Regions from separate parts of the Mus musculus genome. Here all the other regions are linked to region 4. The links are chromatin loops, found by intact Hi-C in ENCODE. Cell type or tissue: left cerebral cortex. All regions are shown on one strand.

What was found. Hi-C counts contacts between places; a loop is a spot of excess contacts. Peaks named below come from ENCODE experiments on the same cell type or tissue, not always from the same donor. Only the 100,000 strongest peaks of a DNase experiment are listed, where the experiment ranks them.
Region 1: a loop joins it to region 4, with 3 times the contacts of the local background. A loop is called at or near these places in 11 of 42 quality-filtered maps.
Region 2: a loop joins it to region 4, with 2.7 times the contacts of the local background. A loop is called at or near these places in 6 of 42 quality-filtered maps.
Region 3: a loop joins it to region 4, with 2.5 times the contacts of the local background. A loop is called at or near these places in 14 of 42 quality-filtered maps.
Region 5: it touches region 4 in a loop (7-fold over the local background); 5 of 42 quality-filtered maps call a loop at or near these places.
Region 6: it touches region 4 in a loop (7-fold over the local background); 37 of 42 quality-filtered maps call a loop at or near these places.

What each region holds. Positions count from the first base shown.
Region 1 is chr9:51,150,542-51,155,541 of GRCm38, reverse strand. Gm32742 reads left to right here. Exons shown (of 31, transcript XM_017313740.1): 11 at 1,109-1,283; 12 at 2,260-2,375; 13 at 3,020-3,139; 14 at 3,313-3,548; 15 at 3,708-3,829; 16 at 4,506-4,736. Among named protein-coding and RNA genes, the nearest start is that of Gm32742, 16 kb to the left of the region's middle. In left cerebral cortex, a CTCF peak has its summit at 2,941 (motif pointing right); a DNase peak (open chromatin) is centred at 2,947.
Region 2 is chr9:51,135,085-51,140,084 of GRCm38, reverse strand. It overlaps Gm32742, which reads left to right. Exons shown (of 31, transcript XM_017313740.1): 29 at 785-931; 30 at 1,324-1,521. Among named protein-coding and RNA genes, the nearest start is that of Btg4, 22 kb to the right of the region's middle. In left cerebral cortex, a CTCF peak has its summit at 2,832 (motif pointing right); a DNase peak (open chromatin) is centred at 2,850.
Region 3 is chr9:51,141,767-51,146,766 of GRCm38, reverse strand. It overlaps Gm32742, which reads left to right. Exons shown (of 31, transcript XM_017313740.1): 21 at 558-698; 22 at 1,295-1,412; 23 at 1,630-1,814; 24 at 2,001-2,126; 25 at 2,242-2,434; 26 at 3,474-3,596; 27 at 4,700-4,848. Among named protein-coding and RNA genes, the nearest start is that of Gm32742, 25 kb to the left of the region's middle. In left cerebral cortex, a CTCF peak has its summit at 2,352 (motif pointing left); a DNase peak (open chromatin) is centred at 64.
Region 4 is chr9:51,006,563-51,011,562 of GRCm38, reverse strand. Sik2 (salt inducible kinase 2) reads left to right here and starts at 2,490. Exons shown (of 16, transcript NM_178710.3): 1 at 2,490-2,822. The coding sequence starts at 2,688. In left cerebral cortex, CTCF peaks have their summits at 2,229 and 4,486; DNase peaks (open chromatin) are centred at 2,303, 2,416, 3,268, 4,473 and 1 more place; H3K4me3 peaks cover 2,526 bases; H3K27ac peaks cover 1,705 bases.
Region 5 is chr9:51,056,596-51,061,595 of GRCm38, reverse strand. Layn (layilin) reads left to right here. Exons shown (of 8, transcript NM_001033534.1): 7 at 2,040-2,139; 8 at 3,940-4,816. The coding sequence ends at 4,300. Gm32681 (a long non-coding RNA gene) reads right to left here. Exons shown (of 3, transcript XR_870735.2): 2 at 642-845. Among named protein-coding and RNA genes, the nearest start is that of Gm32681, 13 kb to the right of the region's middle. In left cerebral cortex, no CTCF peak of the experiment used is centred here; a DNase peak (open chromatin) is centred at 2,407.
Region 6 is chr9:50,847,477-50,852,476 of GRCm38, reverse strand. No RefSeq gene overlaps it. Among named protein-coding and RNA genes, the nearest start is that of Ppp2r1b, 6.9 kb to the left of the region's middle. In left cerebral cortex, CTCF peaks have their summits at 885 (motif pointing left) and 3,048 (motif pointing left); DNase peaks (open chromatin) are centred at 1,583, 1,944, 2,549 and 3,035.

The DNA of each region.
Region 1 (5,000 bases), 140 kb before region 4:
AATCCCTGAGATAGACACAGAAGAGCACGCACGGTCCCTGTGCTAATAAGGGGGTTAGAAAGTCCAGAGAAAGAAGTATCTTATAAATCCAATCAACTACCAGCCAAAGCATTCAGGAGAGGCTGGGAAGATAGGTGAGTAGGTGAAGTGTTTACCTTGCAAGCATGAAGACCTGAACCTGATCCCCAGCACGCATGTAAAACTGAGCACAGCAGCACATGCCTGTAACCCCAGCTTTGAGGAGATGAAGATGAAGATACCCCTGGGGCTTGTTGGCCAGCACCCCTAGTCGAGTCAGCAAGCCCCAGGTCCCAGTTAGAGACCTTGCCTCACAAAACAAGTGGATGGCAACTGAGGAGCAACACGTGGCGTTGACTCTAGCCTCCACATGCATAGACAAAAAGATGCATTAACCTACACACACACACACACACACACACACACACACACAATGAATTGCATTTATACCGAAAAAGCACAGATTTTTTTCTCACCATTATTCTCTAAACAATACATCAGGGCAACTATTTACAAAGTATTTACATTGCATTGGGTAATATACATAAGTATAGATGATCTGAAATACATCACAGGGTGTGGGTGAGTTGTAAACAAATAACATGCCAGCTAATACCAAAGACTTGAGCATCTGTGGGTTTTGGTACCCACGGGAAGTCCTGGAACGAGTCCCTGTGGATATCAAGAGATGACAGCATTAGCAGCAATGTTTCAAAGACACAAAACACCAGTCTTTGGCTCTGGGGACCAAGTGGCTGTGGCTGGAGCCTCTGCCTCTGCAGCCAAAGATAAGGCTAGAACAGCTCATCTTTCTAGCTCTGCTGTGGCCAAAAAGACTAAGGAAGGCTTGTTTTCTAGGCAGCAGATGAGGATACTGAGCGAATGAGAGCTCCTGAGAAGACTTTAGTTTATAATACACAACAGCCTAAGGGCAGGGAAGGGTTAAAGAGGCAGCTACATCGAACAGGGCCTTTCATGGGGTAAAAGCAAAGGAGATGAGATACCCCCAAGCCAAGAGGGGAACTTCTCCAGAAAGGATACCGCTCAGCTTCCTCCTTCCTGCCTTTCCCCGCGGTGTGTGTGCCCTTAGATTCAGTGTAAGAGCCTCAGCTGGGCTCGGAAGGCTGCTCCACACCCCATCTTCAGGACTCACCAGCAAAGATATAATCTTGATGTCTACATGTCCCCAAGGACTGGTATGATATTAGTGAGGAGAGGCCAATCACCCCGAGACTGCGAGGTCCTCAGAGCTGAAGGGAGTCATGGTGAGTGACAATCTGGGATTAGATTCCAAGGGCCCCAAATCCAACTGGCAGGTTCTGCCATGCTTCAACTTCCTGGGTTACTCTTTGCTCAGTCTGCTGCCTAGAAGACATCATTCATCCACTTGTTTTCCCAGAGAGCATTTATTAAGCGGCTGCTGTATACAGATGTTGCTAGGCACTAGGAATACAGTGTAGAGTTGGAAAGAGACATCTGACCACAAATTTGTCAAGTAAAAAAGTAGTACAACCATGCGCAGAGAACTCAGATTAAGAAATGGGGCAGGCCACTGTTGACTGACACACAGATCCGGAACCAACGACCCTAGATTCTCGGGATTCCAAAAGAAATTAGGAAACAGGTTGGTGAAAGAAACCAATTTATTTTTAGGTTGGCCCAATCAGAGAAAGAATCTAATTTCTATCCACCAGGACAGTTTATAGACTATAAGACAGAGGCCAGAGATATGCAAATGTGGGTGTGAGATAGTCGACTGGGTCTTTTCTTGGAGAGAAGGCTAGTTGGACCCAGGCTGCCTCCATGTCTCTGCGTACTCAGTGCTTTCTTTACTGTCAGCATGGAGGGTGTGTTATATTCTTACAAGTTATGTTGTTCCACCACCGAGGGGCAAATTGCAGATCGTATTGTACATCCTGCTGAAGCTCCCCTTCCAACTGTTGCCACTCAAAGTTCAGTCAGAGAGCAGGGTTGGGTTTAAGTTGTGCCTCTAGAACTTCAGTATGCATAAGGCTTTGCAGCAGTGGGGAGGGAGGTCCATGGTCTTCTGACTCCACAAGGCAGGGGTCAGGCACAGCGTTCTGCATTCCGGTCAAGTTTCTCAGAAACACTTGTGGTCCATGCAAGCATCATGCCTTTAGGAGACAGACTGAATCTGCTGAGAACCTGGAAGAAGATACGTTGAAGGTGTGTCTAGATCTGCGTGTGGGGACGCTAATCATACGCCCATCCCTCGCACAGGTGGGACCTGGGAGGACCAGGTAGACCTAGAATGGTTTGACACAGAGGTCTTCTTTGGGATACTGCATCGGCAGTCTCTGACAGTGACGGCCAGTCTCAGCCAAATCAACAAGGAGGTAACTGGAAGGCCCAAAAGGTGCTTCTGTTCATGGCCAGCAGAGACAAGCAGGGCTGGAAGTGGATGCAATGGGGGAGGGGGGATGAATGGGACGTGGGATGGAGCCTAAAGAACTCCGGGGCAAAGGAAAGATAGAAAATTTCAGATTAATTAGGACTGATATTAAGAAACGTATAGACTAATTGACAAGGAAGGGAGGGAGGGAGGGAGGGAGGGAGGGAGGGAGGGAGGGAGGGAGGGAGGGAGGGAGGCAGGCAGGCAGGCAGGCAGGCAGGCAGGCAGGCAGGCAGGCAGGCAGGCAAAGCCAAATAGGCCTTAGATTCCTATCCCTGGTCTTCAGTGACAGACATTGGAAATAAGTCAATACATTAGAAGTCTAAGTATCCAAACTGGCCAGGAGCTGGAGATATATCTCAGTGACAGCATCCGCCTGGCGTGTTGTATGCATGAGGTTTGATCCCCAGCATTGACTTGAGGGGAGAACTTTATTCTTGCCAGTTTTATCCATTTCTTCCAAGTGTCCTCAGAAGCCGGTTCTCTGCCATCTCTCCAGATATTGGCAGTAGAGGGCGCTCTAAGCTTACAGTAAAAAGCTGGTGGCTCTTGGGTGGTAGTCAAGACTGACTAATTCCTCTCTCTCAGCTCAAAGTCCTCTACCGCAAACTTCTGAATGAAGCTGGTTCTCTCCGGCAGCTGTGGGGTGCTCAGCGTGGCACCTCAGCTTCCACTAACCAGATTCTAATCCAGAGAAAGCAACAAGAGGTTGGACTTTGAATTTGCACCTTCCCACCCAGCCTCTGTGCCCTCTCACAGTCCCCAAGCCCTGTCCCCTCCCCACCCCGTCCCTCCTCCCTGCCCCCGCCCCCCGTCCCCACCCCACCAGCCCTGGTGCTTGGAGCCCTACAGGTAAAAGGGGCAATGTGTCTTTGACCCAGGCCGCTAAGGCAGTTGCCATGGCTGCAGAGGAAGAGTCTAGGCAGAGGCGAAGCCTGGTGGGCGAGTATGCAGCAAGCCTTGCTCACCAACTGGAGCTCCTTCACCAAGACCTCTGTGCCAGGCAGGACCAGTGGGCCTCTTTCTACTCAGCGTTGATGGAAGCTCGGTGGCTGCTGAAGGCATCTGCAAGCTCTAGCCCAGAGACGTCCCCACAGCCTGGGCAAAGCCCTGGAGAGTATGTACCTGGTTAGCCTGAATCAGAGGGTGGAATGCAAACCAGGGAAAGAGAGTATGGATGGCTTCACAGAGTTCCAGCAGTAGCGACGTTAAGTGTCCTTTTTCCATCTCTCATTGTCTCTGCACTCTGACCGGCATGCCATATGTGTCTCTGCAGGGTGGATTCTCGGCTGGACACTCTGCTGGGCCGCTTGTCCCAGGCCATGCTGCAAGAAGGTCACCGCTTGAAGGCTTGGGGTTTCCTGGACACTGGAACAGGGGCGGAGCTGCTACAGGCAGGTAAGCACTGATGGCCTCATCAAGGACCTATGGGAACTTAGTCCGTATGTTGAAACTAAATCCCTGCATTCAGGACGTTAGGCACCTCAAAGACCTAAGTCCTTCCCCTAAAACACCTGCAGAGGCAGAAGTGGAAGGGGAAGGACGCGAGGAACCCTGGGAACAGGAGGGAGTTCCTGTTCAATGGCCCCACACAAAAGATGAGGGGAGCTCAGAAACAGGGAGGATGAGGAAGGAAGGCATCACAAATGACAGATTTGCAAACCATATGACACTTCTTGAAAATAAAAGCCTAGCAGATAAATGTGAACAGTCAGGTTTGGAAAATGCTGGGTTTGCCTTGAAAAGATATCCGTTAAAGGCAGAGCAAGTTCTAGAAGTTCTCAGCCCCACCTCAGTACCCACAAAACTTTCCCCCAAAGGACCTTTACCTAGCCTGTAATCTGAGGATACTGGACATTGCAATGGTGATGCTCTGTGCTCAACTCAAAAAAAAAAAAAATTAAAAAGTCTCTATCCTGGGGAGCACTACCCTGGGGAGCACCATTCTTGGGAGCATCATCCTTGGGAGGTTGGGATAAAGTTCCTGCTAACTTCTTCCTGTCTCCAGCCAAGACTCCTAGCCTCCCCAGTCACCTCGGGAGAGGCCCAGCAGGCAGCCTTTGCTTTCCTGCAGCCCCAGCAGGTCCTCAAGAGGGTACTGATGACATCATTGTGAATCCTGTCACCAAGTTGATGGTCCCTGGACCCAACTGTACGATGATACTCCCAGCAAGTGGCCACATAGGGCCCGTACCCCCTGGCTACTTTATCCACCCTGACACTGGGCATGTGCTGCCTGAGGCTGGACACCTGGGATATGATCTGCTGAGCTCAGGGCTGATCCCCATTGCTGACTCTAATGCTGGTAGGACCCTGGCCCACTTCCCAGCCCTAACTTTATTTTGGGCTTCAGAGATAGGGCGATGCTCCCTGGGGACCTCAAGAATGAATGCACACACAGCATGGCTCTGTCCTTGATCAGAGCAAAGCAGTAAACACCTGCTCCTTCACCTCACCCATGACTTCTGCTGGATTCGGGTGGCGCACGCCTTTACTCCAGCAGTGGGGAGGCAGAAGCAGGTGGATCTCTTGTGAGTTTGAGGCCAGCCTGGTCTACAGAGTGAGTTTA
Region 2 (5,000 bases), 130 kb before region 4:
AAATCCTGGAATGGGCTCTCACAATAATACCACCTCTCTTGCAATCCCTATTCAACTGAAGCTGGAGAGGCCTTGCATAAGGGAAACCATCTTAGATAATCCAAGAAGAGACAGACAAGCCACTTGGCTCTGAATTTCTAATAGTCTGTTTTCTGTAAGATGGAAAATAAAAACCTTAAGAGTTGGGCTCTTGAGATGGCTCAGTGGATAAGGATACTTGCCACCAAGCCAGATAAACTGCATGTTGATTCCCAGAAGAGGAGAACCAACTCCCTCAAGTTGTGACTTACACACACACACACAGACACACACACACACACACACACACACACACACACAGAGAGAGAGAGAGAGAGAGAGAGAGAGAGAGAGAGAGAGAGAGAGAGAGAGAGAGAATGCAAAACAAGAAGAAGTAAGAAATTGAGAGAAAGGGGCTGGAGAGATGACTCAGCAGTTAAGAGGTCCTGAGTTCAATTTCCAGCAACCACAAAGTGGCTCCCGGCCATCTGTAATGAGGTCCAAAGCTCTCTTCTGTACATCTGAAAACAGCTACAGTGTACTCATATACACAAAATAAATAAATAACTCTTTTTTTTTAAAATTAAAGTGGACTAAATTATTTTTCCACAGTTGAACTAAGACACATTTTTTTCTTCATCTCTGATGTTTCCTTTCAGTAAATTATCATTAAATCCAAGGCGTCTTATTTTAAGTAAACTTTTCCTGAGTTGTGGAAGTTTTCCTGAAGTTGACATGTCTCTACTTGGGCATCTTTCTCACTCAGAGCACTGAAAGCACCCTGTTTGTTGAGAAAGAGTGCTTGGCATCTGTGGGGAGTTTTGTTCTGCTCTTGATCCACTGCCTGGCTCACATTGCTACGGGGGACTTTAACCAGGACTCCAACCCCAGGTTTCTGGAGTTGTTCTATAAGGTACTTATGACATATACTGAGATTTTCTTTCTCTGTGACTTGGTCATCATTCCCCAGAATAATAAATGCTGTATGCTTTGCAATATGTTGGCTCTATTAGAGACCCATCAGTGACCTTTGGTTCCCACTATCTGGGGAAAGGCTTTTCCTGGTCAGACTTCCTAGGATAGCATATGGCATCATGCATGTTTCAATTGAGATGTAGACTAGCTCTGAGAACAACACCATGGCTTTGTGACAACACTGTTGGTGCATAAAACTCACCGCAATTGTTAGGGAGACAGCAGGTAAAGATGGTCTCAAGCCCCATTTTCCTTTCAACCATTATTTGAAAGCTTTAATAACTATTACTCCCAAGTCACATTGATCTGTCTTTTCTCTTCCTTAACCAGGGGCTGAGAGTGTACTTCAAGGAGGCATTCACTACTACATTGCAAATGTCAGCAGTTCCCTGGGACAATAAGTTTGATAAAAACCTAAGTGCTATTCTGTTAAAAGAGCAGCCAGTCTCTGAAAGAGAAAGAGATCTCCTCTCTAAACTCATTGAGAAGAAACCTGAGCCTTGCTTGGCAAGAGAGTCATCAGAAGAGGTAACTAACTTTATCTTGTTAAAAAAAAACAACTCCTTCACAAAGAAAGAGGACTTGATACATGGCCCATTCAGTTATTTCCAACATTGGCTTGAGTTGCCACCCCTATTATCAAGAAATAAGCGGAAGTCTATTGTAACCTCATTATGACTCAGAGACTAAATGAAAGTGTAAAATTACCCCACACTTATCCAAATATAATGTGCTGTTTTCTATGCAAACTTGACTGTGGCCTTAATAATAAGCTATCATTAAGGACCTTTATGAAAATATTATCTCATAATCCTTTTAAGAATTAAAAAAAAAGATCCTGGAGATACAGGAGAGCTAAATAGAAGCTCCTAGAATCCATCTCCTCCTCCACAAAGAATCAAAGAAATAGATACATAGTTACCTTTTAAGGTGAGCACAACCTTGAAGCAACAGAGAGTCTGGGAACAGGAGAGGCTTGAGGCCAGGCATCTGCTACCCTGGCCCCACAGGATGGGGAGCCTCACCAACTCTTATCAGTGCTGATGTGGGCAACTGTAACTACTGGAGAGTGTCATGGCTCTCATAGACCAGCAGCCTACCCTGCACTATGCTACAGGGGGACTACACTGCGATCTAACTGCTTTGGTAATCTGAAATTTGCACAGTAGCCCCAATTTGGACACATTTGGCTTCTGTTGCTATATCAAGCACCATGGTCAAAGCAACCCAGGAAAGTTTGGCTTATATTGTATAGTCCTTTGTCAAGGAAAACTAAGGCAGGAGCCTAGAGAGTGCAAACAGAGCCCACAGGGAGATGCTTCTTATTGGTTTGCATTCAGACTCACCTTTCTCGTGCATCTCAGGCCTGCCTGCCCAGGGATGGCATGGCCCACAGTGGCCTGAGCACTCTTCTATCAGCTAGTGATCAAGAACATGTCTCACAGATGTGCTCACGGGCCCACTCTCACGCAAGCAATTCTCTTTTCTCGGGTGTGTCAAGCTGATAACCAAAATTAACCATAAGTCCATCCCTTGTCAACTTGGCACATAGATAAGACCCTGTGAACCATAACAGTTCCTTTCTTGCTTGCCCTCCATATCTCATACTCAAGTCATAAAGTACAGTGCAACTTTAAAAGGCCTCATAGTCTTTACATTTTTTTTCAATAATTTAAAAAGTCTCAGATCTCTTTAAAAACCAAAATCTCTTGACTGCAGGCTTCTGTAAAATCCAAAATAAATTACAGACTTTCTTATTTCAAGAGGAAAGAGCTGAAGCACAGATCACAGTGTTACAATGACAATCAGAGGGAAGCTGTGTGGTTTGGGGACACTGCACTGTAGGGGGCAGTGGTGTGACACGGGGAAATGGAGGTGTCCCCAATCCAGAACCATATCAGAGCACTCAGCATCTAAGGTCCAAGACATAACCAGCTACAAGTGAGCATGTGCCAGTGTAGACCTGAGAACAAGTATCTCCCACCCTTCCAGATCCTGCTACTGCTAAGCAGGGAAGCAATACTGTGGTTTACACTGATGGCCTCGCCATCTTAGCAAGAGTGTGAGAGGGGGTCTAAGTAGCCCTCTGGCGCTGCCTGGAAGAGTAGTGCAGAGCAGGTGAGCGCAGCTCTAATCACATCCTTGCCAGCAGCAAACACAGATCAAAAGGGGGGGGGGGGGGCAGGAAAACTTTCCCATAATCCCATTGCCAAGAACGCATTAATACCAGGCATCCAGCAGCAGCAGAAAGGAATACCATAGTTCCAGCTGCCACCCTACCTATAGATTTCCCACTGCTGCCCAACCCCTACATCTTGTCTGACTGTACACTGCTGTCAGGACAGAGTATGAACACAACAGAATGGTGCTGAGGCTCCCACCATTGTCTCTCTCCATGAGTGATGTGAGACAGCATCATCAATTGCTCCAAACACAAGGTGCTCCAGGCCCCTCACCACTACTTAGGCTGCAGTGCTAGACCGAGTCCTTCATAAGTAGTAGAGCTGGCAACAATAGTGCCTAAAGAGACTCCAATTATCCAATAGGAGCCACTACTCCCATTGTGGTAGTAACTAAACAGTGAACACCCCATATCCAGAGAGCAGACCACATCCACCGCTATCTATACCAGAGCTTCCTAGATCACCAGTATCCCCTCTTACAGAGCCCACCAAGATAGTAGGCAGGTCTCTTTGACTCTACCATAGTTTACACTATGTAACCTCATTAAGCATAGTTAAAGATACTACAGGAAGACTACACTGCAGATCTATTGCTTTGGACCCAGGGCTAGGCAACATATCATGGCAACAAAAGCATGTAGCTGAGCCTGCTCACTTCAAGGCACACAGGAGGGAGAACTGGAAAGGAGGGGGCTCAGGTGTACCTTTCAAGGCACATTTCCAAAGGCCCACTTTCCCCAGGTAACCTAGCATTTCACAATTCCAACAGCTCCCAACAATCCATTCACATTTTGAATCTACCACTGAGTTAAATTGTTGGTTTGACCAAAGCCTTATGGTACACTTATCTTTGGAGCTGCCCTCGTCGGCATACCCAAATGTGGTGCTTGGCTGATGATATCTTTGGCACCTCTCAATCCAATTGGGTTGGCCACGGAACTCTGTCATAGGCCAACTCCTATGGAAGAGTCCTCAGTTCCCTGTCCCTGTCCCTCAGCGGTGAGTACCCTTCTGCTCACTTTCTCTTCTTCCTTACATTTCCTCACTCGGCTCCCAGGGTATTAAGAATCCTCTGGTTTTCTCCTGTGCTTCTGGTTTTTCCTCCCTGTCTCTTTTCCGGTATTTTTTCTTCTCTCTGACCTCTCAGAATTAGAGGATCATAGTTCTGTCCTGTGGATATATTTGTTTCCTAACTCAATCAGATCAGATTGCTAAGTAATTGTATGCACCTACATGAGTATGAAGTCTCACTAAACAGGTCCAAGACCCAATTTTTCATCTTTCCAAATGTGATCCACCTAAAAGCATGTTCATCTTGGTAGATGGCAACTCCATTCTTCAGATTTTTCAGGCCAAGACCTTCGTTTTGTATTGTGTACCACACAGCCCACTCATTAGGAAAGTCCTGTTCTGCCTCCAGAACATACTCAGAACCTGACCACTGTTCAACGAATGGTCCTGCCACCGCTTAGTGCCACCACCATCTCTTGTCTGGATCTCTTGAATGTTTGGATGTCTCGATAGCAATTGGCCTCCCCAAGACCACCCTTGCCTCTCTCTTCAGTCTAGTCTCATCACAGAAGAGGGATCTTTTAATAGGAAAACCATATCTTCTCAAAATTGTCTTGTGACTTCCCATTTCATTTTAAATAAATGAGAGGAGCCAATGCCCCTTCTCACCTTCCCCTACCAGTCTGCCCACTTCATTTACCCACCTCCAAACATGCGGTGTACACGGCTTCTGAAGGGTCCCCTCTGTCTGTACTGTTCTTCCCACTATCACATTGCTTCTTGAACAGGAGTGACTTTTGCACACACACCCCA
Region 3 (5,000 bases), 140 kb before region 4:
GCCTATATATAATCAGCATTCTAGAAATTTCCCTCTGGCACCTGTGCAAAGCATGAATGGAACAGAGCCAGGCCAGAGCAGGAAGCCCTGTCAGGAGGTTGCCGCGGTAACTCAGCAATTGGCAGATTTCCATCAAAATAAAAGTGATTTAGTGTCTTAGCATACATTCTAAGCCCAGTTACAGCTTCAGACACAAAGATGGATATGTATTGAACGCTTTTGTGATAGAAACCAGGAAAATTAAATTTGAGTCCCAACACCACCATCTCTTAGATCTGTATGAAGGAGCCAGATAGGGGCTGGAGTTGGTAGCTATTCTCAGCCATCCTGACCATCCTCCCCTTGCTTTCCCAAGAGAAATGTTGGGGCAGACGCTCGGGGACCCTACAGAGGCTAGATGTCAGATGGGAGGAGAGACTGGGGAGCTGAAAAGAGCTATGGGGTTGTTTTCCCATCTCCAACCAAGTCAACTGCTCCACCAAGTGTCAGGGCATACTGAGGAGCCCTGCAGGTCATGGGGCCTGCAGATGTTTGGCCTCAACAGTCTGACATTGCAGCAGAGCCTCATGGAGCAGGAGCTAAGGGCCCGCCGGCAGTACTGGCAGCTCCAGGAGCAGGAAGAACAGTGCCTGGCAGAACACTTGTGGCACCTGAGCCAGGAGCTCCGTTTCCACCCAGGCCATGAAGCCAGGCTGGAGGTAAGGCCTAAGGTACCATCCCACTGTCCCCACTCCTTCAGAAACCATACAAGTCCTTTTAATGTCCACAGCCCTTGTTTCCCTACTGGCCACAAGAAAGGAATCCATCTCAGGGCAGAAAGTCGCTATCTCAGTTATCTTTTCTATTGCTGTGACAAAACACCATGATTAAGGTGACTTATAAAATAAAATGCTTACTTGGGCTTATGGTTTCAGAGGGTTAGAGTCCATGGTGGCAGAGCAAAGGCATGGGGGAAGGAAAAGAAGAGAGCTCACAATTTGATCTGCAAGTTGGAGGCACAGAGAGCACACTGGGAATGGCATGGGTCTTTTGAAACCTCAAAGCCACATGACACACCCCTTAATCCTTCCCAAACAGTTCTGCCAAGTGGGGACCAAATATTCCAATATATGGGTCAATGAGGTGTTATTCTCATAAACCACCATAGTCCCCAAACTCACCAGGTTCTAGATCTCAGTTATCCCTAAGTCTCTCAGCTGTGTGGAGGTAGAAGGGAGGCTGGCATGAAGTGGGCCGGCTTAGAGCCCTACGTTCTCATCAGGGCTCAGCCCTTGGTACTTTCTGTCCAATGTAGCTGAGGGCTGCTGAGGAGGCTTGTACAGCCCTAGAGGCCTGCTGCCTTCAGGAGACAGAACGACGAGCTAGAGCCCTGAGCATGCTCAGCAGCCCAGAACGGCACTTGCTTTCTCAAGGTGGGTAACAAGCCCTACTAGTAGTGCTTTTATGCACCACTGCCAGGGAGCACAAGAATTCCCTCCACCACATGAATGTGCACATCCCTCCCAGGTCCCCACTAGGCCTTGGCTCACACCTGGCAGGTTCCCTGGCTCAAATCAAAACTGCTGTCTTTTCTTCCTCCTCCCATGCTGGTAGCTGTTGCCATGTGGCCTCTCTCTTTGCCCTTTGCAGCAGACAGAAAGGAGTGGGAAGAAGAGTCTCACGTGGTGCTGGGCATGCGGAAGGTCCTTCACATGTTAGGGCAGGCCTCAGAAAAACTCAGGAAAGAGTCCCTCAGGTTACAAGGCCAGGAGAAGGAGGTGTGCTTACAGCAGAGTCAGGATCAGAGCCCGCAAGTCTGCAGTCATCAGAGGAAGGTAAGGCCTGAGGCTGGCAAGAGGGTCCCATGGGATAAGGACACTCTACACCATTGTAAGGTCCTTCAGGGACATTTAATTTTCAGGGACTGGTGGGGCCAAAGAACGCTGGATAGATGAAGAAGAGCAAGCAGAAAGAGTGAAAAAGGACCATTTAAATGTAGCATTATGTTTCCTCTGTTCTAGGTAGTACAGCATCTCTCTGATGGGTTTCAGGAGGTGGTGAGGGACAGACAGAACTTCCTGGGCAGGGCTCTTGGTCAACTTCAGTACCAGCGGGAGCTCAGCCGTCTCCAGCTCTTGCATATCCAGGTACTGGTCCTCGAGACATGGCCAAAGAGTTCTGAGTTTCTATCTTTGATGGGAACTGTGGATTTATGAAGTTGGGGGATCTAAGCATGAAATTCAGCTCTTGCTTTCACCCTAGCTTAAGGTCTCGGGAACTCCTGTGTGTTTGGAGAATTACCCTGGAGAGAGATTCTATGGAACAGTCACCGCTTCTCTTGGGAAGCAGGCTGCTGACTGCCCCCTGTTGGTCCCTTTCCTGAAAGGCATCACTGCAATGCTCATAGAGGATCGAGGTTGTCATCTAGAGCTGGAAGATCAGAGGCCAGGAGCAGGTCAGGCCAGTCACTTGCCCACCTTCCTTTTCTTCTGACAGCCCAGACTATGCTCAGATACTCGTAATACCGTAATTAGGGCTTCAGGAACCACGCAGCAGGCCACAATATATTGCTTAGAAAAGATACAGAGAAACATGATATATAAGTTATCTATTACTGCTATAGTTTGTTAATAACTACTCCATCATATCAAAGCTTTAAAAAAAAATCTCCTTTTAACTTCTGAGTCAGAATCTGGATAAGGTTTACCGGGTGACTCTGGCTCAGGGTCTCATGCAGGCTGCAGTGTAGGTACTGGCCAGGGTGACAACATCTCAAGGCTTGACCTAGGCAAGATTCACCTCCACACTCACCCTTGAGGTTGCTGGCAGATCTTCCCCAGGTCAAAGCTATTAACCACAGAGTCTTGGTAGTGCAAAGCTCTGCTTGCAGCTGCTTCCCTCTGAGCGAATAAAGCCAGTAAGTGAAAGCCAGCAAGATGGGGGGCTTTTATAGATTCTTGTGCATTCATCCCAAAAGTGACATTCCATCACTTGCCCTATTTTATTCAGTTGAAATGAGTCACTAGACCCAGCCCACACTCAATTGGGGGGGGGGGGATCACACCAGAGTTAACACATGTTGAGAGAGATCACTGGGGCCATCTTAAAAGCTGCCTGTCATACATAATGCCATATTTGGCAGAGAGAAGGGTTACAGGAGAGGAGGGAGAGAGGGAGGAAGAGAAGCTAGCTAGCTGTACTGGGGATTAACCTAGGAGCTTGCACATGTTAGACAAGTACCCTACCACTGAAGTACATCTCCAGCGTGCTCCCCTGCCCCCCACCCCATCTTTTATTTGAAGACAAGGTTTTACTAAATTGCACAGACTGTGGCCTTAAACTCACTCTGCAGCCCAGGCAGGCTTTGCACTTGTGATCCTCCGGTCTCTGCCTCCCCAAGCAGCTGAGAGTACAGGCCTGAACAACCAAGCCTGGCTCTTGGGATCTTCGTTTGCTTTGCCTACATTGCTATGTTCTCATTCGCTCATATTCAGATGCAGACAAAGTTGACCATACCGAGATGCCACCATTACTCTCCATCATGAAGAAAATAGATACCTGGCCCCAAGACCCCAGGGAAATGGCTGAACTACAAGGACGAATGCACCTCAGACCAGGTAAGCTCCTTTCCCTCAAAGATTATTATAATGTACTCTAGGTAATGATAGCACAAACTCCAAGCCTCATAACAGAGAATCTGAGGAATATGAATGCCGCCTCGCCAGTCACCCTCACCTCCCTGCCTCCACCCTACTCTGACCCCCAAGGGATTTTTCAAAGTGCTGTTGAGCTATAACTAGTCATTTCTTAGAGGACAGTTCCTAAAGGTAGTCTACCTTCCAATCCAACACTGAGTATCAACCTTGGTATGCAACCGACATAGTAAATTGGACTTTATGAGAAATGTAATAAGACACGAGGATTAAAAACAGGAGAACAAAAGAAAAGAGTATTTTTCCCCAGAAAAGGGGCACCCAGATCACTTCGCCAATGAGGGGTATTTTACAATGCCATGTACTGTTCTAAACCTATGGTAACTCATTTATAACCTGGAAAAATAGGTGTTTTTTTAATAGTCACATTATAGGTAAGAAAACTGAAGCTTCTGTATTGTCGTGTTTGCCCCAGAAAACCTAACTCTGATTCTACTGCTCATTTCTTATATAACTGAGAGAACCAATACTCAGAAGCATGTGACTCTCTCAGGGCCATACACAGCCTGCACATGGACAAGGTCCTCCTACAGCTAGCTCTGCTCTCCTCATTCCATGGCGCTGCCCCAGTCCTCTTGGGAATAAGACAAGTGTCTAAAGTCCCTTTTAGACATATACCCACTTAGAGCAATTATGTAAAAACCCATTAGAGAGAGAGTTTTATAGATGAGCAAAAATCTGAATACATCCAACATTACTAAGTGTTTTCTGTCTGCCAGACACAATTCTGAGTATGGCACATCTAGTGATCCAAGCATTAAAATAGAGAAAACGACTGCCAACTTCCCCATGCCTCCCTCTAGGTCTTCTGTTCCTATTGACTGGGGCACATTCTTCCCTGTGGATGGGCACAGGCTTCACTGGAGGATACACAGATGGACAGATGGACGGATGGATGAAGTGAACATTTTTCTAAGTTGAATTGTCATGTTTTGTTGTTGTTGACGTATCATTACCATATGAAGGAAAACAATGACATTATTACCGCTTTGTGTTGATATCTGCAGGACCAAGAAACTCTCTGAAGAATCTCCTGAAGGCTGAGACAATGCAGGAAGAGCTGGAAACTATGCAACCCTCAAAGCTTTCTGCCTGGGAATTTGTGGTTTACCAGTATGGCCTCTCTGTCCTACACCTCCTTGTTCCCCATCTTCAGGTAGGTCTGTTTCTAGAAATCTCCCCAGAAGCCATGGAGGTCAAGGTGGCCAGGAGGAGGCTCAGCAACGAATTCTCTCCAGGAAGAAACTCCTGCAGCAAAAACCACCTCCTTAAGGCAGCTCATGGGAGTTATGTCAGCAACCTAAAATT
Region 4 (5,000 bases):
ATGGCCTACATCACAAGTTTTTATCCATAAATACTTCAGTGTGTGTTTCTTAAGAATACTTCTTTCATAGCACAGTACAATGATTAGAATCAAGAAACCTAGCATTAAGGGCTGGAGAGATGGCTCAGATTTAAAAGGAGTACTGTTCCTGCAGAGGACCTGAGTTCAGTTCCCAGCACCCACATCAGATGCCTTAACACCACCTGTAACTCCAGCTATAGAGAGCTAATGCCCTTTGGGGGACACTATGGGCATCTGCACGCACACCTGCATGTAAATACCCACACATACACTTAGCTAAAAGTAAAAGAAATCTTTAAGGGGTTCAACATTGAAAGAATACTTATATCTGATATGCATCCAATTCTATTTTCAACTATTGCCCTGACAGTATTCCTTGGTGCCATGTTTTTCCAGGACCATGTGCTGCATTAGTGGCAAGTCTCTTAAGACCTTAAATCTAAAATTCTTCTGCAGTCTTTCTTTCACGACAATGGCAACTTTAAGCATGCTGGGTAATTAGGGGATAGATGTGTGCAGTTTACATTTTTCTGCTTTGTTTCTTCGTGACAGATTCAGAATATGTACTTTTAAAGTAATATCACTTCAGAGATATGTCCTGGGTACTTCAGATCAGAGGGCCCTGTGTGTTATTTTATTCCAATTGCTAACTAGGATCATTCTATCAGGAAATTGACTGTCAGATTTCTTCACTATAATTTGTTATCTTTTGTTAATCCTTCCCAATGATTTTTTTATTCCAAAGATATTTTGAGACTGTTTAAATACCCTATTCCCCAACCAAACTTTACCCAATGACTTTAACAACTATTGTTAATTCTTGTCTGAGCCAGTTATTACTATAACAGCCACAAAATGGTGATTTCATAATTTTTACATGCATCCTCTTCTCATTTATCCTGACTGGGAACATAGCTCAGTGATACAATACTTGCCTAGCATGGGTACCGTTCTGAGTTTGAGTTTCCTGAATGAGATGGGGAGGGCATAGACATTTAAGGGGGCTTATCACATATACAATATTTCTGAGAACCTGTCTAAAAAAAAAAGTAAAGTGACAAAATGAAGTATGAGCTCCTTCTAAGATTTTAATGTAGGCTGGGAATGGTGACACCTGCCTTTAATCTCAGCACTCAAGAGACTGCCTAGTCTACATGGCAAGTTACAGGCTATCTAGGGCTACATAGTGAGATGATGTTTCAAAAACAAAAAAAAAAACAACAGTCCCAAAACAATAAAACACTAGGGCCTAAGAGATGGCTCATTGGCTAAAGTTACCTACAGCAACCACCCCTAGGACTCACAGAGTGGAAGGTGAGAACCAACTCCCACATCCTGTCCTCTGACTTCTTACACAAAATAAAAAGTAATGTGTGTTATAGTGTATTTCCAAAATTGTTGGTTTTTGATACTTAGATTGGCTCAGATTTGGCACTGGTGGGCCCCTTCAAGCTGGCTTCTGACATATTCTTCCTGTTGTATACAAGGAATCCCCTGGTTTACTCATATTAGATCTTTCAAGAGCATCTTATACTTGCCCCCGCTGTCATTACTCCCAAACGAGTTGCGTTTCTTTTAATGGACAATGGGTACCCAGGAACCAAGGTCTGGACACACATAATATATTTCAAGATATTAAAATGTTGTGTTTACTTAGGTCACCATATGGAAGACTGGTGTGATGGGTTATAATTAGAACTCTAGCATTACCTGTGTGACGTTGGCAACTCCCTTCATTCTGGCAGCCTGCTGCGTCATCTGGAAACAAATCGGATTAGATACTTTTTAACCGTTTACAAGTTCCCAAAGCGTTTTAGGATAATACCGGGTCACCTCTCCACAGAGACATGCTCAACTAACATGCTCAACCTACATTTCAGAGGTTCCAGACTCCGAAGCCCATTAGCAATTCCAAATTCCGGGCTTAATCATCTCTGGGGTCTCTTTAGCGCTGACATTTTTTTTTTTTTTCTGCAAGTGACCGACTGCTGTGAGTAGGAATTTAGACGTCAAAAAGTGGAGAGACTTATTTAGTACTGACAAGGGAGCTAAAATGAACACAAAGAAAAGAGGCTGTGAGCAATGCATTGCTCAGCCACGGTGCTCCTCGGGCTCCAAATTTAGCGCTGCAGTCCGCTGAAGAAGAGGTTTTGGCGGGAAGGGCTGCCCCGGCGGAGAGCGCCCGCCAGGCGACCCTCCAGGAGACTGGCCCAGTGCATCCTCCGCACGGCCCACCAGGGCTCGCTCTTGCGCTTCTGCTGGAAGGCAGGAGGAGCGGGGCGGGGCGGACGGCGACCCCGCCCCCGGCCGCGACGCCCTCCTCAGCCTTCTCAGGCCTCGCCGCGGCCGGAAGCCTCGTGCCCGCCCGACCCGCGCACCGCCCCTCCCTCCCGCCCCCGACGTCGGCGCGGCTGCGGTAGCCATGGTGACCGGTGGAGGCCCGCCCCCGCCCCCTGCCCCGGCCCCCTGACGTCGGCTCACGTCAGCGCCGGCGCGCGCCTGGCTGGGCCCTGTGGGGCGGGAGGGAAGCAGCGCCGGAGCGAGAGCCGCGGCCGTCGCCCAGAGCCCAGGCGCGCCGCCCGACGCCCTCCTGCCCGCTCCGTGCCGCTTCTTGCCGGCCAGTTCGTTCGCGTTCCCGTCGCCGTGTCCTGCAGCGGGGGCCAAGCATGGTCATGGCGGATGGCCCGAGGCACTTGCAGCGCGGGCCAGTCCGGGTGGGGTTCTACGACATCGAGGGCACGCTGGGCAAGGGCAACTTTGCCGTGGTGAAGCTGGGGCGGCACCGGATCACCAAGACGGAGGTGCGGCCCCGGGGTTCGGCGGGAGCGTGGCGCGGTTGCGCCCCGGGCGGGGGACGGCGGGCCTGGCACTGCGGGGACCGCGGGGTGCAGGTCGAGTGTGTGTGGGGTGTCCCCGGGAAGCCACACAGGCTTCCGTCCCGACTCTCCCACCCGGGAACCTGGTCTGTGGCCTCGGCTCCTGAGCACAAGTTCCGCGTCTTCCCGGCTTTCGGCTGGGGGTGGGGTGGGAGGGGAAGTCTCTGTGCTCCGGGGCCGCGCGGGGACCAACGTCGCCGGCCGGAGAAAGGGGACCAGCAGCTCCCAGGCTCGGCGGACGCGGAGCGCGGCCCGGACCAAGCCCTCCTCTTCTGCCCGGCGAGGAGGGGGTGACGCGGACCGGACTGGTGCGGACGGGCCGCTGTCCATCTTCTCTGGGCCCGCAGGGTCTCTGAAACGGTTCTTTGGCTGGCTTGATCACTTGCAGGAGGTATAGCAAATACACCAGACAATAGAGCTGGTTAAAAATGGTCATCTCAGCTCTGCACCGTTCTCTGGGGTTGTCCCTTTACCAGGTGTGCATGCTGGCTGCGAGCACGCATTCCTTAAGCCACATCAGATGGACTGTACTCAGCTCTCGACAGCGTCCTGACATTGACTCTCCAGCATCCTCCCTCCGTGCACTGTACATATTTTCTCCCCAAGTCTGCGTTCTTACCTAGCCCACCCTCTTCCTTCCATTGCCTCAAGCTGCTCTCCTCGGGGTCTCTATTTTAAGACGTGCAAATTAAATACCTTGGAAAAAAAACGATCGAAACAAAACCATTTCTTAGTCTACAACCTAGTGGTTTTGACGTACTCTATTCTGCCTTGTGATTGCCACTTGAGTTTCACCGATTTTCAGTTTCTCTCCCCAGTTTTCATCCTTTTCGGGTTTTTTTCCTACTATGTTCTTAAGAACGTTCTAATCTTTGACTATAGGACCTCCACCCCCACCCCCTGCCCAGGATGACTTACGCTTATGTAAGGTAAAGGGCATTTAAAAGCCTTACTGTTTTCTTAGCAGTTGTACTTAAAAGTTTTGCTTCATGTCCATTTCCATAAAGAAGGAGGACATGTCTAACATGTCTTCACTTTTTGTTTTGCCTCACAAATCCCTGACACACCACTTAAATCTTTCTTCTTTAGGGCATCAGTACCAAGGTCAAAATTTTTCCTTTCACAAATTTACCAGTGTTATGAATCTAGATTGCTATAATGATAAGTATATTGACATTACCAAACTTTTGCATAGCTGAATTTGACCCCAGCATTTTTGTAATGATTAAAGTGTTTCGTTTTTATAAAGAGTTATGGCCAAATGTCATACCTTTACCTCGACGTTAAATTAAAAGGAAGTATCTTAAATGGGTGTATTTATGAGTCCTTTTCAATGACTGCCAAAAATAGCACATTACAGAGAGAGTCTGAACTTTTTGGTTACATTGTTGTGTGGTTGGATAACAAATCCATCCACACGATTTTTCTTATTAGCAATAGTTAGTGGTCAGTTGTTGTCAGATAGAGTTTAGTTAAAGTTGTATCTCAGAGCTGCTTCAGTGGCGCTGATGGCAATTTATACATTCTCTTCAGGGTGACAATTCTGATGGTGTCCCTTTCAAGCTGATATTTCTTAGGAAGCGAGCTAGGGGGCACTGTGGAGTAACATTGCCTATGACTGTCAGATCAGTTATATTTGTGATTGAAGACACCTGTCAGCTCACGAAAGCTCTTGCAGTTGCTAAAGGGGGTGTGTGTAGTATATATGTATAAAATTATTTTATGTTAAAAGCTAAACGTTTAGGTGATAGATTCCACCTCACTTGTGCTTTTCTGTTTTGACAGAACATAAGGCTGAGCATTTTGTGGTAATTTTGTGATTGTTGATACTAAGGCATAGAAATGGTCTAGTAGTTGCTATACTTAAAAGTCTTTGTAGGTGTTTTAGTTTGCAAAATGGTTTTCTGAAGTTTTATAAGAAAGTTACATGAAGACTTGCTTAGTAAAATCATGGACTCAGTTTCCAATAATGTTTCAGTGAGTTTTTTTCTTTAGGAAAAACTTTTTTATTTACTAAATATCTGTATCTTTGATAAATAGAACAGTCGTGCAAACTGTAAATAAAATAGTGAAATTTTCAACTGTTTTGCATTATTTTAGATT
Region 5 (5,000 bases), 50 kb before region 4:
CTTAAAATGAAATGTAATGTTTTCCTGGGATTCAGTTCTGACACTGAGAGTCTACACACACACACACACACACACACACACACACACACACACACACGAACGCACATGACTTAAAAGGCACATTCCACAACTCTCACAACAGACAGACATAAACCACAAGTCTGGAAGTCCTGAGACCACCTGCACTAATGTTCAACTGGCTACACATCGAGTGGTGCCTGCCAGTCCTGTTGTGTTCAGTAATTCACTAGAGCTCACAGAACTTAGAAATACAGTGTCTATGCACATTACTATCTAGAATATAAGCTGAGAGCAACCAAATAAAGTCACAGCCAGGGCAGAGTCTGGAAGGGTTTCAGATGAGTCCTTATGTATCATCTTCCAGTGAAATCAGGACTATCAACCTCCTTGTTATGATTTGACTATAAAATATCTTCTGAATGCTTCGGTATTGAATGTTTGGTCTCTAGGTAGCAGTGCTATATGGAAGATTCTGGAAATTTTAGGGGGTGGAGCCTTGCTGGGGGAAGTGGGCCACGGGAGCATGCCTTTGAGGCTTATGCACAGTGCCTAGCATGTTCCTTTTTCCCGGCTTCCTGTTCACCATGATGTGCACAGCCACCTCCTCTACAATCACTTACCTCCATGATGTTGTTGCCCACCTCATGGAGCCCATCCTGAAACAGTGAGCTGAAGTCCATCTCTCTTCTTTTAAGTTGTTCCTTTGAGTATTGTGCTCTCAGCTTTACAAAGGTAAATAATAAACTTCTCCTAGCACACCGTGCTACCCACCCAGGGAGTTCCATTAGGCTGTGGTGTTCGGAGGTTTCATTAGGTTTCATCACCTAAGCAAGAAGGAGATGATCACTGTCAGGTGGTATAGGGAGAGTCCTGGTACCACCCAGCTCAAAGCCTCACTCTATGATCAACTGATGGGTCTTCTTGGTGTAAAAGCACCCAGTCTAAGAAATCTCCTTACCATAAATTCTGTGCTGTTTAAGAGGTTTGTGAATAAAAATTCACTCTTACATGAATCTTATATTCAATCTTACATCTTAAAAAATTCAGAACCTTTCTACCAATGATCGGAGATGAAGGATAACCAAACTCTTTATTATCCAATAGATATAAATATGTAAAAATATCTTTAAAAGAGAATAAAGAGCTGTCCAAAATAAGTGGCATTTCTATAACTTAAGACGGGCATTTTAAGTGAATCCTCCATTTTCCGAGTGTGTCTGTTGTTTTTGCTTGTTTTGTTTTGTTTTGTTTTGTTTGATTGTTGTCAAGTTTCTCTGGATGGTCAGGAACCTTGGATCAGTGGAAAAAGAAGGGTTAGTCTCTAATCCTTGATTTCTCTCACAGCCTCTGAAGGGAACAACATCCAGTTCTGGTTCAGAGATTACAGAGTTAAGTGGGGAAAAAGAAGACCCCTTAAATGTTCTTCCCAGCACTTAGGGATTTAGCCGATGCCACTTGGCCTTAGTCAGATGTGCTGGGAAGGTCTGATAGTCTCCTCTATGTGATCTTTCTCTTCCCTGCAAATGATCCTGGGACTTTTGGCTTGATCTTTTTCATGCCTCTTGCCTCTCCAAGCCTGGGAATTTCTGTGGAAGCAAAGACATCTACACTGCCCCCACCAAGCCCTGTTTCACTAAGAAGTACATGGAAAAGGAGGATCTTTGAAAAAGAAATTATCAAAGATGATTTTACAATATATACAAGACTCTAAACTTTAAACTTGCTTACATTGCCACCTAGATTAATTGGTTAGATAGAAAATGCTCATTTGTTGAAACTAGGGACTCTGCTAACTAGACAACTGCATCTATCTCCTAGAATGTGCTGTTTAGAATATTCTAATGATTGTGCTTTTTAAAGCCTGATTTGAAAACATACATGCACACACACACACACACACACACACACAGAGAGAGAGAGAGAGAGAGAGAAAGAGAGAGAGAGAGAGAGAGAGAGAGAGAGAGAGAGAGAGAGAGAGAGAGATCACTGGGCTAATACATGATATTTTTCTTTTTCAGAGGCTGCTTTGAATCTTGCCTACATCCTAATTCCCAGTATTCCCCTTTTCCTCCTACTTGTGGTCACTTCAGCTGTATGTTGGGTTTGGATCTGTAGAAGGCAAGTAGAACTCTCATCATGCAAACCTTTGCTCCCTCTGCACTAGGATGTTGCCTGGCTGGCATCATTAAAGGCCATGACAACTCCAAGAGAAGGACCACTATAGAACTGAGAGTAAATTCTGGCAGGACACGAGGTCTGCATGCCAAACAAGCAGCATGCTTCTCTGAGCATCTGTGCTGAGTTGTGATTACGCTAGCAGTCCTACGTGCTTTCTCCTCTGTGTGTGTGGAAGATTTTTAAGCAAAGTGGAAGGTAAAACACTGTTATTCACTTCCTGTGCACCCACAGATCACCCAGTAAAGTGTTCTCCTAAATGTAGGTCCTCGTTCCAAAAATGTTTGTTGAGTAAGGAATGACTAATGGGCCACATGAAAACTGTGTGTTCCAAGGGATTCTGGGAAGCATCTGACACAAAGCCACTTTATTCAGAATGAATCAGCCAAATTCTTTTAAACTGACTTTTCTTTTAAATTATTTCAAAAGTGTATTGTTGCAAAGAAGCTAAACTAGGTAGCATAGGCAGCCTCTGTATGTAGTCTGGATGGCGTGCTGGTGTATTTTAAGTGCATGCAACTGTTCTCTGTTCACACTGTTGTTCCCTGTCATCAAGGCAGACACTAAAGGAGGAGAGCATTCTCACATTTACAGCAGAAAAATCAGAGTCCACCTGGAGTTGAACTCACTTTGATGAACATTGAGATACATTTGTAAAATTCCAATGCAGAACCTATTTCATTTAATAATCCCCTCAAACGTTTATTATGAGTATGAGCAGTGTGTGTGTGTGTATAGATAGATAGATAGATAGATAGATAGATAGATAGATAGATAGATAGATCTTATATAAACACTCAAAAGAATTGGCCATTACTATAATCATTTTTGTTGGTAATTCTCTTGAATTTAAAATAGAATTGAGTTAAACAATTACAGATACATTTTTCCGATGACTTATCTACAATTGGTTCTTGATTGCTACTTTTAAATGCATTTGCCCCTTTGCCAGGACAAGGGAACATTCTTTCTCTATCTGTCTCTGTCTGTCTCTCATGTGTCCGTTTGTCCTTCTTTCCTGCTTTTCTTTCTTCCATATTCATTTTTAAGTGGTCCTAGGAACTCAGGGCTTCACACATGCCAGACAAGTTGCATTTGGTTGGCTATATCCCCATATCCTTAAACAATACTTTTAAGTGTTACAAACAAAATGCATTGATAGAAGAAGGAAGCAGTTATACTATTACAGAATTTAGCAAAAATATTTCCCAAAACGAATTGTGTTTCTTTATTAGTGATTTTTAGTGGTGGGTATAATTATAATATTGAAGTAGCGGTAAGCATGAAATATTTCAAAGCAACTCTAATAACTGATATGGTATAGGAATGTGATTTCTGTTGGTGGTAGAGTCAATGACATTATTAATCCTACTCTTGTTTATTGTCTATACTTATGGTAGAATGTGACTAATTTTGTTTAGAGATGAGTTTTGTTTTATTGTTCAATTGGTTAAGGTTTGGTTTGGTTTGGTTAGGTTAGGTTTAGTCTAATTTTTTCCTACTGTTTTCTGGCCCCACATTTCCGAAGGAGTCCTAGAACTAAGACAGTGAATGGTAGGTGTAGGAAGACCAGAATAGAACAGTTTCCTGGGGTGTCTCCTACCTGACTCACAAAGCCTGTTGGTGTAGGTAGGTGAGAAACAGAGCAAGGTGACTTCCTGAGGTCACTTCATCCACTTCAATAGAACAGGGACATTCTCAGGACCCTGGTCTCAAATACTCAGCCTGGTTCTCTTCTTTTAGAAAACGAGAACAGACAGACCCTAGCACAAAGGAGCAGCACACCATTTGGCCCACTCCTCGCCAAGAAAACAGCCCCAACCTAGATGTTTACAATGTCATCAGAAAACAAAGTGAAGCTGATTTAGCTGAGCCCCGGCCAGACCTGAAGAACATCTCCTTCCGGGTGTGTTCTGGGGAAGCTATGCCTGATGACATGTCTTGTGACTATGAAAACATTGCTGTGAACCCTTCGGAAAGTGGGTTTGTGACTTTGGCAAGTATGGAGAGTGGATTTGTGACCAATGACATCTATGAATTCTCCCCGGACCGAATGGGGAGGAGCAAGGAGAGTGGATGGGTAGAAAATGAAATATATTACTAAGACACAGGAAAAACCTGGCAAGAATGCAAAAGGAGAAGCAAAGGCCTCCGATTTCTTACAAGGACAATATTCAGAAAGCTTATGAAAATGCCCAGCTCAGTCTTAGGGGCAAGCACAGCATCACAAGTCCCTACTGGGTCCCCAAGTTCTGGCTGTACTTCTTATCTGAGGGCCTCATCCTGCTGAGCCTTCTGAGAAGGCACTTTGCCCAGGGGCTGCTGCACAGCAGACTCAGTGATTGTCAGCCAGTGGCTTCTAACTGATATCTGAGGGCTGGTGCTTTCACTGCTCAGCATGAAGGGCTGACCAGGGAGCTTGGAAAGCCCACCTCTAGGTTCTGTTTTCCTTGCTCTATACAGCAGCACAGGCAATCACAAAAACACAAACTGTGGAATCCTCTCAAAGCCTCTGTATGGATGCCTCAGGCTGGCCTGCACATCAATAATTAATTCCCAAACCTGCACCCCCACCCCGCCCCTGAAAAATATCCAATAAAAAGCAGGAAGTAGAATGTTAGTCAGTCTGTGTCTACAGCCTTTCCTCTGCATGTGGCCTCAGGGGAACTCTTTTTTTTTTTTTTTTTTTTTTTTTTCATTCTCCCGACATCTAAACTTGGAAAAATCCAACTTGGAAATACTTTAGAAAGTAAAAATGAGCTCTGTGTTTGCTTCAGGGCTTCTTGTTCTCTGGGCTCAGACAG
Region 6 (5,000 bases), 160 kb after region 4:
ACAGTCAATGCTGTAACTATCTATTTAGGCATAATGACAAGGAAAGAAGTCTGTCCGTGGTCAGTAAACTCTCATTTGGATCTGTGGATATGAGACCTATGGATAAACAGATCTGTACCTTCATTTAGCAGGGTGACTCTGTAAACTGACTCCCATGTCCATGCTTAATTCATTACAACATAGCATTTTCCATGGTGGCTCTGGTGGTGGCTTACGCTTGTGTTACAGGAACACTGTCTCATCCTAAGGAATGCGAATATCTTCCCCTCAGTTTCATATCGATCTTTTCACCTTCTTTCCCTCTTTTCTCTTCATGGCAAGTCCCCCTCCCCACCTTCTCTAGACTGCAGTACTCCAACAGTGAGCAGAGGACTTAGCTGAGGGCACCCAGCGATGGGACGGTTTCAGGACTCAGGAGCGTGGCAGCTGTTCTTCTGCCCCTCATCCCCTGGGTGTCTAGAGTAAAACACCACTTGAATTCTTGGTAAGAAGAATAAAAGAACTGGCCTAGTTAGGTCAGGTTTGGGGTACTACCTATGACCACTGAGAGGACATTCTGGGAGCCAGGGACACTGTAGGGCTGCGATGCCATTTCTACCACAGCCAGCTGTATGGTGCAGGGCAAATTACTCTCTCTGAGTCTTGGTTTGTGTATCTATAGTCTGTCTGCTTTACTTTGTGTGGTTGTTCAGAAGATTACATTCATAGGATGCTCAGAGCAGGGTACGGCAGCGAGCACCTACAGAGCAGCACTCGGAGGGTAGAAATAGGAAGGTCAAGTTCCAGCCAGGGCACCGACTGCCTGTCCAGAGGTCCTGAGTTCAAGTCCCAGCAACCACATGGTGGCTCACTACCGTCTGTAATGGGATCCATGCCCTCTTCTGGTGAGTCTGAAGACAGCTGCAGTGTACTCATATACATAAAATAAATAATTCTTTTTTAAAAAAGAGTTCCAGCCAACCTTATCTTAAGGAAAAACAAGTCACTGCGTTCCCCTTTCACCTTAGCACTCACTCAGAAAGAATGGGCACACGAGGGTCTCTACAAGTTTGAAGCCAGTCAGTGATATTATACACACATACACATTCCCTCTCTGTCTCTCTCTAGATCTTATTCAAATATCATCCATTTTTCTGTATTTCAGATAATGCCCCCCCCCTTTTGTCACTAGACTCACTGCAGCTAAGCTTTTAGAATGTGAAACATAAAGACTGTTACATACATTTGGGGCTCCATCACTGTACTGCAGCCTCCCTGAGCTGGCCTCACCTATGGCATCCATACATGCCCAGCTATTCTCTGCTCAGTTCCACTGTGCCCACGGGGTAGAGCCTAGCTTTCCTTCCCCACTCTTATCTTAGAAGCGTCTTATCACAACTGATAGTAGGCCCAGTCAGCTTAAGCAGCGACCCTCAGCAACCTGCACTATTGTTCCCAACCAGAGATTTGACCTCACAAAAGCGAGACTTACTCTCACATGTTCCTGCTCTCCAGGGTGCTCTTGCCTGATGCCACCCTCCTGCCCCACCCCCGGGTGATGTTCCTTCTTACTTCCTTTTCAGAGCTGCTCGGGGAACTGTTAGGAGAGTCGCCAGTCATAAAAAAGGACCTGTGCCAAGCTCCCCTGCACATGCCTCTCATAACTTGGCAGAAATATAGCTGAGACTTGTAACCACAGACCAAAATGTATACTAATTTCTAGGACTTCAGGAAGTCTGCTCCTGCTCTGATCTGACTATGAGATTCGATTTAGCTGGGGTCCGCGTGCTCTAGGAAAGCCCCCAACAAAGGCTGAGGGTGCTGTCTGCAAACTCCAGGCTGGGGTTACTGAAGGGGATTAAAGTGGCTTACAAACAAAAGCGTACTGGCCTTGACTAGATCTTTCTTTTGCTCATCTACTCTTCCGGGCTCTCCATCCTAGCATCCCAAAGGAGGTGAAGGATAGCAGACTTCGAGCAGGTCCTGACGCACTGGCTGGGGAGGAGCCCAGCAGCCGAGCGCTGTCTACCATAGCTGACATCCCGAGTTGGATTCCAAGGGGAGGGACAAACGGAGGAATGGCCGAGGGGGATGGAGTCTATGAGTATCCGCTTCCCCATCCACAAGGAAAGAGGCAGTGGTCAGGGACTGCGAGGGCTCTGAACTGAGCTACAATCCCAGGCTTTACCATCAGCTAGTCTTCAGATGTTTTCCCACAAACTCAATCTAGAGGGGTCTAAAAAAAACCAATCAAACAAAAAACCCTTCCCCAAACCACACAGAAAACACCAGCCTCAATCCATACAGTCTCTCTGGGGTTAAGCTAAAACAAATATCAGGTGGCACACCTGAAGGAGCGGATCCTCATTCCGTATCTGGCACAGCTGACTCTATTCAAGTCCTGAATCTGCCTATACAGTCACCTGCACGTTTAAAATGTGACTACTACTTCCTTCTGCAAATGTTTGCTTTTTGCGTTGTGTGCTAGGCGTGAGGAGTTATCATCAAAAGTGTTCTAAGGCCTCTTACTGCACAAAGCTCACACCCTGCTAAGCACTGAGCTACTGTGCTGTAAACGACATGTCGGCACCAGAAGGCGAGAACTCAGGATATTCATATATCCTCCAGACTGCCCGTGCCAGTATCAGCAAGCCAACAGTGGTAGGGTTAGGAGTGTGTATGTGGAAAGGTTTGCTCTATGTCCATGCTTAAAAGTGGGCAGGTATCAGGTCATTGCCCCTTAAGAGACCTCCCTCTTCAAGAACACTGTCTTTTATTACCTACAAATACAATCAAGGACATAACAAATATAATTGAAACTAACAGAGAAGTAGCAACTTACAAGATTGCCTACCAACTAGGGAATCGAATCGGAGGTGTAGTGGGCAATTCATCTACACAGTAAACATCTGCATCTGTAGAAATGCACGAGGCAATATAAGGACACATCTCAAAGCACTCAGCTTGGATATTTCAACACATGCTGGGAATACAGCAACCACCAAATCAACTAAGTTCCTGGAGGAAAAGGAACTCTGCGATTTTAAGTGAAAGGGCGCCCTCTGCTGGACACAATTGAGTCTCCATGATGGCTACATAGACAGGACTGTGTAAGTAAGCCCTCAGAAGGATAAAACTGAAGCAAAGGTGTTGCCACACCTTTAATCTCGGTACCACATGCACACACAGAGACACTCATTGTTGAATACCAGTCATCACAAGCGTGACGTTGCAAATATAGAAGCCCAAGAAAATGGGACCAGGCAGGATCTGGAAAGTTTCTAAGATTCTCTTCTAAATGGCCTACTAAGGCACACTGTATCTCTCTGGAAAGAGAATGGAAACACCCTACAGGCTATTCCAGGGAAACTTAGAGGCACGCTGTTATAGACAAGAAAGAGGTGGCATGCAGAGTGGTACGTGGTGTCTTCTTGGTGGTTGAGTGGACACACTTCAGGTCACTCCTGGCAAAATGGGATTAACCTTTGCTCTCGAGACTGAGGGAGCTAGCAGCAGCTGCAAAAAGAATGTCTGCAACCTGTAGCAAGACAAGGAAGTGAGGTCTTCCCAGCTCCACAGGAAAGGTAACTGTGCCTGACAACCAAACAAAGCTGGCTCCAGGCTGAGCCTGAGAAGGGAAGACGCTCAGTCCCTGCACACATCTCACCCCAACGGTCTTGCTCACGCAGGGCCTTGCCTGAAGGAGAAAGCAGGGCCAAGCCCTGGGGTAGGTGGAGTCTGCCTACTCACACTTTCTTTTCCTATCTAATACATAAATCCATAGATGACCAAATGTTGTTGTTTTTTTTCTAGAAGTGTTAAGTGGAAAGAATGAACCTTACAGGAGACAAGCAGCATCCATTAGTATGTATCAGTGTCACATTAGTCAACTGTTGTCCAGAAAAAAAAAAAAAAAGGATCCCAGAGGGCATAGAAGACAGAGCAGGTAAGGCCTAGAGAAGGGAGAGGCCCAGATAAGGGCTAAAGACTAGGGGTTGCCAATTAGAAAAGAGCATTAGCACTCTGCCTTCCACATTAGCTGTGGTCTTCAGTGTGAGGCTTACCTGGGCTTTATCAAGGGCAGTGGTGCTGAATTCTGGGTTCACACTAGAAAAACCATCCAGAGCTTTCTAAGGATGATGGGGCCTGTGCTCACCCAGGCCACTAACTCTGACACGCCCGAGAGAGGACTGCGCAGTTCTGGCCAGCTATGGCTGCTTTACTGGTTATGTTTTCTCCAGGGCTGGGCACAAGGCTTCTAAAACAGTCGGTAAATAAATGGAGAGGCCCCACTCTTCTCATTTGGCAATGCAAATGACTGGCTGGTTAAATGACTGGCCGAAGGTTGAAGGTCAGGGGGCCAGTTGCTCCAGTTCTATAAATGTAGATGGGGCCCTTCTCACCGCAGGTGCTGTCTGGACCCGGTTAGGCAGGTCCCTGAGGAGCCCCACGGTGAGGAAATCTGCCTGAATCTTCTCCCTTCGGCTTGCTCTAAGGCCCATCAAAAAGTTACCTAGTTTATGCTTCTTACCTGCATGTAAGAAATTGCAAACAAAAGCAAAAGCAAACAAAAGTCCCTCCCCACTTTCCTTGATTTTAAAGATACTTCAAGATGCACTTAGATTTCAAGATAAAAAAATACCCACACACTCAAGTGAAATGGCCACTTACACCCAAGTTGCTCGTTTACACACACACTATTCAGGTTAGAAAGCTCCAACAGGAAATGTCCCGTGTCCTTGCACTCCCCCTCCACACCCTCACATCCCCTCTCTGAGTTTCCCTCCTTCCGTTGCTCACATGTGTCTGTTTAAGTTTGTTTGAATTTCAGGTCTAGGTGGAATTCCACAGCTGGGAGACCCAGGGCAGATCTCAGCTTTAAATATTATTTGCCACTTAATATCTGGCCTGAATGTGTGAATACAAACCCAGGTTGCGGTTGGACATCTTCTACAAAGGACAGGGGACAGGGAGGACCTAATGGCTCCCCACACCTACAGGACAGGTTTGCTAAGCCAGAC